Regions from separate parts of the Homo sapiens genome. Here regions 2 and 3 are each linked to region 1. The links are chromatin loops, found by intact Hi-C in ENCODE. Cell type or tissue: heart left ventricle. All regions are shown on one strand.

Evidence for each region. Peaks named below come from ENCODE experiments on the same cell type or tissue, not always from the same donor. Only the 100,000 strongest peaks of a DNase experiment are listed, where the experiment ranks them.
Region 2: a loop joins it to region 1, with 2.5 times the contacts of the local background. A loop is called at or near these places in 3 of 110 quality-filtered maps.
Region 3: it touches region 1 in a loop (2.4-fold over the local background); 5 of 110 quality-filtered maps call a loop at or near these places.

Annotation. Positions count from the first base shown.
Region 1 is chr11:58,023,407-58,025,906 of GRCh38, forward strand. OR9Q1 (olfactory receptor family 9 subfamily Q member 1) reads left to right here and starts at 475. Exons shown (of 3, transcript NM_001005212.4): 1 at 475-698. LOC107984331 (a long non-coding RNA gene) reads right to left here and starts at 1,013. Exons shown (of 3, transcript XR_001748218.1): 1 at 681-1,013. In heart left ventricle, no CTCF peak of the experiment used is centred here; a DNase peak (open chromatin) is centred at 1,445; H3K27ac peaks cover 1,363 bases.
Region 2 is chr11:57,777,370-57,779,869 of GRCh38, forward strand. All of the region lies in intron 1 of CTNND1 (catenin delta 1), which reads left to right. All of the region lies in intron 2 of TMX2-CTNND1 (TMX2-CTNND1 readthrough (NMD candidate)), which reads left to right. Among named protein-coding and RNA genes, the nearest start is that of CTNND1, 17 kb to the left of the region's middle. RefSeq lists a silencer at 1,190-1,392 and enhancers at 1,348-2,234, 2,235-2,500. In heart left ventricle, no CTCF peak of the experiment used is centred here; a DNase peak (open chromatin) is centred at 1,312; H3K4me3 peaks cover 2,500 bases; H3K27ac peaks cover 2,500 bases.
Region 3 is chr11:57,936,090-57,938,589 of GRCh38, forward strand. No RefSeq gene overlaps it. Among named protein-coding and RNA genes, the nearest start is that of OR9Q1, 87 kb to the right of the region's middle. In heart left ventricle, no CTCF peak of the experiment used is centred here; no DNase peak of the experiment used is centred here; H3K27ac peaks cover 401 bases.

The DNA.
Region 1 (2,500 bases):
CAAGACATCATTCCTGCAGGCATTGTCAGTCTTGTAGTCCGTTGACAGTAATTGCATGGACAACACCCAAATTGATTGACTTTTCTGTAAGTATTGTTGAACTTCCTTTTCCTTAAATTTCCTTAAAAACAGGTAGCTAGAAATGGAAAGGAAACTAAGTACGCTGCCAACGTACAATCAGGAGCATGCAGCCACCCTTTTATTACATCAGTATATATTTATTGCATGTAGACTACATGTCAGTGACTTTGGCATTAGCAACACAGTAATGAACAAACAAACAAAGGCACTATCTTCAAGGAGCTTCCTTTTGTGTGTGTGTGTGTGTGTGTGTGCGTGATGTTATAGACAAACAAATAAATATCTACCAGATGGCAATGAAGCTGTGACCCAAAAAATCAAACTGAGAAGAGGGTCAGAGAGTGAAAGGAACTGCGTTTTCAGATAGGTGGTCAGAAAGGGCCTCTCTGTTAAGGTGGCCCTTGTGCAGGGAATTGAAGAAGTGCAGGAGGATGCCACACAGAGATGGTAGAGGGAGCGAAAGGAGCAAAGGCCCTAACTTTCCCTTAATGATGTCTCCTTCCATCTTTAGTCCAGCCCAGCAATGTACATGTTATCCTTCCCGTTTGAAGATGAAGACACTGAGGCTCAGAAAGATCAAACGCCTTTCCCAAACTCACAGCTACGGCCTGACGGAGGTAGGGTCAAATGCAGCTCCACTGATTTCAGAGACGGTGCTGTTAACACAGGGGGCTGTCTGCATGTTGGAAAGTGAGATGTGCTGTTGCTGTCACGTTGCAGTGGGAGTGGGGAAGCAGGCTGTGATGAGCTAGACCCAAGAGGAATCAGAGAGCAGGTCTCCGGGCTTCATCCTGGGCATCTCCTAGCCCCGCTGTCTGTCTCATAACACCCACCCACTGCGCCTGCTCACCTCGGTTTGTTGGCTGTTTTTTTTTGAAATCATTTCCTGGATCTTAGTAAGTTTATTTTCCAGTTCCTTTCACTTTTTGGGACTAGGCCCCCAGATGCCAGGTGGAGAGAACTGAAAGAGGGAGAAATCCAGCGTTTCTCACCAGGCTTGTCACGTAGCTACACAAGCAAATAGCTACAGGAACCAAGTTTCAATTTTCGTGCATGGGCCTCAAACTGTTTTTCCATATTTGTTAGGGAAAATCTTGGCCAGGGAGCACCGTCTTTTGAGGACACCAAATTGGGCCAAGTTCCTGTGCGGCCTTTCTCCTTATTTAGTGATTGCCCCGTGTGACCCTCTCCTCTCTGGCTGACCTCTTTTTTCCTGCATGGCACTTGGTGGATAAAGTTCCCTGAACCTTGGAGAGGAAGCGGATGCTGTTAATAGCCCTGGGAGTGTGACTGTGCTTTGCAGCTCACTGGAGCCTGTGGGATATTCCTCCAGCCTTGGCGGGGCTCCGAGCTGCAGGGAAATTAACCTCAGAGTCAGGGCAGGGAGCCAGGGTTGCAGGCACGTTGTCATTGGGTGAAATGAGATGGCAGAGGAAAATGGCACGGTGTGGAGGCTTTTTTTGTCAGAAGCTCTGGGGTTTGGCTCTTCTCTGTGCCATGTAGTTCTTTGATCTTGCCCAAGTTTACTTACTGTCTCTCTGAGCCTTCAGTGATTTCAATTGCGTGAAAACCAAGACAAATAACACCTCTATATCAAGAATAGTTCATAGGATCATAGTACAATATTGTGGGGATTAAGCCAGATGGTATCAGCCCATCAGAATCTAGCCCATGGGAGGGGCTCCGTAAATGACCCTTTCTTTTTGAGACGGAGTCTTGCCCTGTCGCCAGGCTGGAGTGCAGTGGCGCGATCTCAGCTCACTGCAACCTCCGCCTCCCGGGTTCAAGAGATTCTCCTGCCTCAGCCTCCTGAGTAGCTGGGGTGCCCGCCGTGCTACTATAGGGTGTGTCCTACAGGCGCACGCCACCATGACCAGCTACTTTTTGTATTTTTGGTAGAGACGGGGTTTCACCGTGTTGGCCAGGATGGTCTTGATTTCTTGACCTTGTGATCCGCCCGCTCAGCCTCCCAAGGTGTTGGGATTGCAGGCGTGAGCCACTGCGCCCGGCCTCCTTTCTCCCTTTTTGGAGAGAAGCTCATCTTCCTACCAACACATGACCCGAAGACGTGTTGGGGCAGGGGGGAAGAGGAGTAGAATTTGGATGCTCTGGAACTCTCGCTCAGAAAGAGTTTCTCATTAGACTTGTCTCTGATGACTTCAATGATTCCATCAGATATTCATTCCGTTGGGTTAGGCATTGCCTCCCATCTAGGTTGCTTTCATTTGATTTCAGTTAGAAGGTGGTGGAGCTGAGATTTGAAGGCATCAGGTGGTCTAATGCCTGAATGTAGCCTTAACCACTGTGCTCTCCTGACTCTCTCCGTGGACCTCACAACCTCTTCTAACAATTCCTCTGGGCATATTACCTACTTCCACCTGTCTCTCCCCTGGCTTGCTGGGGTGCCTCCCCCTCCCTC
Region 2 (2,500 bases), 250 kb before region 1:
GTGATTCCCCTGCCTTAGCCACCTGGAGTAGCTTGGATTACAGGTGTGCTCCACCATGCCCGGCAAATTTTTTTATTTTTAGTAGAGATGGGGTTTCACCATGTTGGCCAGCCTGGTCTCGAACTCCTGACCTCCAGTGGTTTGCCTGCTTCGGCCTCCCAAAGTGCTGGGATTACAGGCTTGAGCCACTGTGCCAGGCCAAGGACTAAATCCTTCTAAGTTGTCTGTTTAGACTTAGTTCCTTTGTATCATGTGCTGCTTTAGACCAGGGTTCGGCCCATACTACTTCTAGCAGATCTAAGAAGATGAAAGGAATCTAGGAAAAATAAAGGGAGAAGACAAGACAAGAAGTGATAGCATATTACCAGTTAGTTCCTGGTGTGCCCCTCTGGTTGGAGGACTCTGCTGAGCATCTTGCTCATTTTATGCAAAGGGAATTGAGCCCTTTGGGCAAAGGGTGTTGCTTCTTTGGATTTCAAGAATCTCTAGCTAATAGAGCTTAACCTCTGTTTGCATTTTTGCTTCTGTGATTTAGGGCTAATTTCCAATGGGTTGTACAAGATAATAGAAAAATGTATCATTTATCTCATTCTTGCAGTTAGTGGAGGACCTTTATTAGGAGAGGAGGCTTTCTTTTCTGACTAGGCTCCAAATTTACAGCCCCTGACCCACTTCAGGGGGTTGTGAGCAGGAAAAGCTGATGTTGCTGTCTTGACCTCTTTGCCGCCAGGATTTGGCTTCTGTGCAATTCCTAGTGGTTGTCCTCTCATTCTCTAGGGAAACGGGGAACTTTGCTCCCAGCACCTGATTAAACTGCCTCTTTGTAGGGTGGAGTCCGCTGCCTTTGTTTGTTCTCTGTGGAGCCTGTCTTAGTAATCAACTCTATGCTTGTAGGGAGAAAGTTTGAAAGGCTGAAAACAGAGGTGGATGATAGGGAAGGTGAAGTTCCTAAAGTAGTTCTCCAAATGGGAATATTCCATTGACTGAATCCAGATTGGTAATCAAATTGCCATAATGGGATGTGTCACATGTAGCTGAGCTGAATTAACAGCATCAGTAGCTTTAAAATCCCTAATGCAGTGCCTCCAAAGTGAAGAAACTTGCCAAGTAGGAATCTTAAAAATTCCCTCACCCCCTTCAAACTTTTAGATCCACACACAGTCTTTCTGCTGATTCTTAAAGGCCTGAGCTTTGTCCTACGTAGTGTTGGCTTGGGGCAGAGAGGAGGGTTGTTTTCCCTGAACATGATAAGGAGCTGAGCAGGGCAAAGTGGGGGCTCTGGCCCGTGATTGGTAGACAGGATGCCCTGGAATGCAGTTGGCCTGCAGCCCAGAATCCAGCACTTTGTATTTGTTTGTTTCTGGGAGACTGTGGTCTGGTGCTACTGTGACAGGAAGTGAGAAAGCTGGGAGTGGGGGAACAGAGAGGGTCGATGTCTTTGTGGTTCTCCTGTGAAATCTCTTTGTCCCTGGAGAGCAGCTCTGCTACAGAGCTCTGCTGAGAAGAGAGCAGCCTTTGTGTGTCTAATGGGTCTCGGAGCATCTAGCTACTCCGAGGGATTAGAGAGTGTGAATTCTGACTGTGGCCTTTTGCGTTTTAGCACTTAAGTTATATAAATGGTCCTGATCTCTTAGCACTGGGAAGCTTACTGAGTTTTGTGTGTGCTGCTATTCTTTGTGGATCTCTAGGATTTAATTAAGAAAGGAATTCTAGAAGGAAATAAATGTTAAGTAATGTTCATTTGCTGTATATGTTGCAGGTACCTTGTTGGGTTTAAAAGGGACAGAAGGAAACAGGTAATGCTGAGGTCCTTTACATTTTATATCTCATCCTTCCAATTGGCACCCTACTGCATACAGATCAGGAGAAACCTACCCGCTTAGTATTAAGAGTTACTAGCAATTCTCTAATGTTTGATCATAACTAGAGAATGGTTGGTAGTTTCCTGGGATTTTTCTTCCCTATGTCTAGACTGAAATAGCACCTGTAATACCCTCTCTCTTTTCTGCCCTCTTTTCTCTCTTGTTTTGTGTTTTCCCTGCCTTCCATTCCAGCTGTGAAACAGGCATCTTTTCTCACTTTGTGGATTGGATGGCTGAGTCCTTAACTTTGAGCCAAGCTGGCTGGTTCCTGAGCACACACACAAACCCGCCTTTGATTGTCCAGGAGGACAGCTGCCCTAGAGGCAGATTGCTAACATACCACTAGAACAATCCTTCTTCTCTGTTCTTATGCTGGCTAGCACAATCTTTACTGCCTCTAGTTCCTTCTGTTTCCCACCCCATCTCTGATCTTTGCTTTTGGCTTAGTGAGATGTCACATTAAAAATGAGAGTAGGGATTGGATTTTTTTTCTTGTGGTAGGGTTGAGGGGGTGATCAGAGAATGTGACATGTAGCCAGCTTTCTAGAGCAGGCTTGCCAGTGGTAAGGTAGGTAATTTTTACAGAGTAGTGCCTCTTTTGTTCTTAGCACCTTTCCTCCTGAGTACTAGGTTCTTAT
Region 3 (2,500 bases), 87 kb before region 1:
TATGGCTGTAAACCAATAAATCACTGTTGGCTTTTATCTGAACAATTTATACGAACAAATAGTTTACTCCTCTGGGCCAACAGCTCTCCTATCAGGACAATAGATTACTCATCTGGACAAACAATTTGCTCAACAAACAATGGTTTTTTATTAATATTTGCTTCCAGGCACTTCCCTTCCTGTGCCTGTCAATCCTAAACTATAATGTCACAAACTTTGTCCAATCCTGTTACCTACCTTGAAAGAGTGACCTTGTATCACTTGAGTCAAGACCCCCAAGTCCTATAAATATAGGACTTTTGAGAAAATACTGGGATTTCATCCAGGTGATATTTTTTCTTTCTACAGTAGGTCTAATCAATGTAGCTTTTGCTGGTCAATAGGTTTTCTGGTGGTGTTTTGAAGAGCTACCAGCTGTCAATCTACTCTTTCCCCAGGGTTACTTGAGGGCATTTTACATCCCATTTTTTTTTTTCCTGAGGGCATTTTGTTTCCTTTTTGGGCCATCTTTATTTCTCTAATGGTGATGATTAGAGTTGCCTTTATGAATGTAGTTTAGCTCATCAGTATATAGGGTCACTGATACTCCTAAGAGGGTTCATATAGTATGTCAATGTCAGTCTGAAAAGGCATCCTACATAGATCAGCTTTTCTAACTTCCTCATTTTGCACAAGGAAAAATTGAGGTTCTGGGACAAATCTCTTTCTGATTTTGGGGACAATGTTCAAGTTGGATACTTCAAGCAACATCATTTCTTCTCCGAGCCCCTATTTTTTTTTTTTTTTTTTTTGAAACAGAGTCTTGCTCTGTTACCCAAGTTGGAGGGCAGTGGTCTAAACTCGGCTCACTGCAGACTCCATCTCCCCAGCCTCAAGTGATCCTCCCACTACTTCTTCTTCTTTTTTTTGAGACAGGGTCTCATACTGTCGCCCTGGGTGGAGTACAATGGCGACACTGCAACCTCCACCTCCTGGGTTCAAGCGATTCTCCCACCTCAGCCTCCCAAGTAGCTGGAACTACAGGGAACAGACACCACACCCAGCTAATTTTTGTATTGTTTGGTAGAGGCCAGGTTTCACCATGTTGGCCAGGCTGGTCTTGAACTCCTGACCTCAAGTGATCCACCTGCCTTGGCCTCCCAAAGTGCTGCTATTACAGGCATGAGCCACCGTGCCCGGCATGATCCTACCACTTCTACCTCCAGAATAGCTGGCACCACAATTGTGCGCCAGTGTGCCTGGCTAATTTTTTTTTTTGTATTGTTTTGTAGAGATAGGGTTTTGCCATGTAGCCCAGGCTGGTCTCGAATTCTTCGCCTCAAGCTATCCATTAGTCTCTGCCTCCAAAGTACTGAAACTACAGGCAGGAGCCACAGCTCCCAGCCCTAGTCCCGAATTTTTAATTCAATCAATAAATCACTGATTGCCCACTCTTGAAACCTTGTTTAAAGAAGTGGCCTCCTTTCTCGTTGTGACTCACAAAGAAAACTCCTTGCTGGCATTAAGATAGGACTCAGGAAGGAGCTGAGAAGGAGGTAAGTGGTTTAGGGAATTCAGGCTCTTCGGTGGCCAGAGGGGTAGGGCCAAGGCAGTAGCACTGGGGGCCCTCCTTTCATTTTCTAATTCTTTTTGTTTCTTCTAGCCCATTTCTTTTTTTCCTGTTCCAAGTTGTTCTTCAGGTGTTGTGTAGAAAGTGAAAATTACTGGTGGGAGTCAGGACTCTCTGGGATTAATAGAAAGCTGGGCCCCAGTGGAAAATATGAGAGCAGCACTTTGGGTTTTTTTGAAGACAGTAGAAATGTAGACTTGTTATGGAATTTTCTGCAAAACCTCAAGAGGTTTTAGGCACTATAGGAAAGTACGGACTTTGAAATCAGCTGGACCTGGCTACCAGTTATGAACTGTATATCACAGTCCAGTTAATTTATTGGACTCTCAGTTTCCTTATATGTGAAATAGATGTAACCTAGTCATAGAATTATTGTGAGAGTTAAATGAAATGGTATGTACGATGTGCTTCACAGAATTCCTGGCATATAACACATGCTCATTAAATATTAGCTATTCATTATCATTATTGAGAAAGCAAATTTTTCAGGAAGGAATAGTGTTTGATTGAGGCCCTGAGCCTTATAGAATAAAAACAACTGCTATCCTTTTTATCATCTGTTGCCTGGAAGCCTAAAATTCAAAAAGGAAGAAGTGAAATATGTGCATATATATATGTATACACACACACACACACACACACACATATATATATATACACACACACACATTCCTTACCCTCTGATTAAGTATAGTACTGCGCACAGTGCTCGTCTCAGGGGTAGATACAATGAAGGATGAGGTTTGATTCCTGCCACAGGGAGTCTGCAGTATAGCCGGGGCAGTGAGATACACAGCCAGATAACAGTAGTGAGCAGAGTTTTGTAGGAATGTAACTCTGCAGGAATAATTCAGCACTGTCCCAGTGACAAATGGGCTTCTGTCTGTGTGT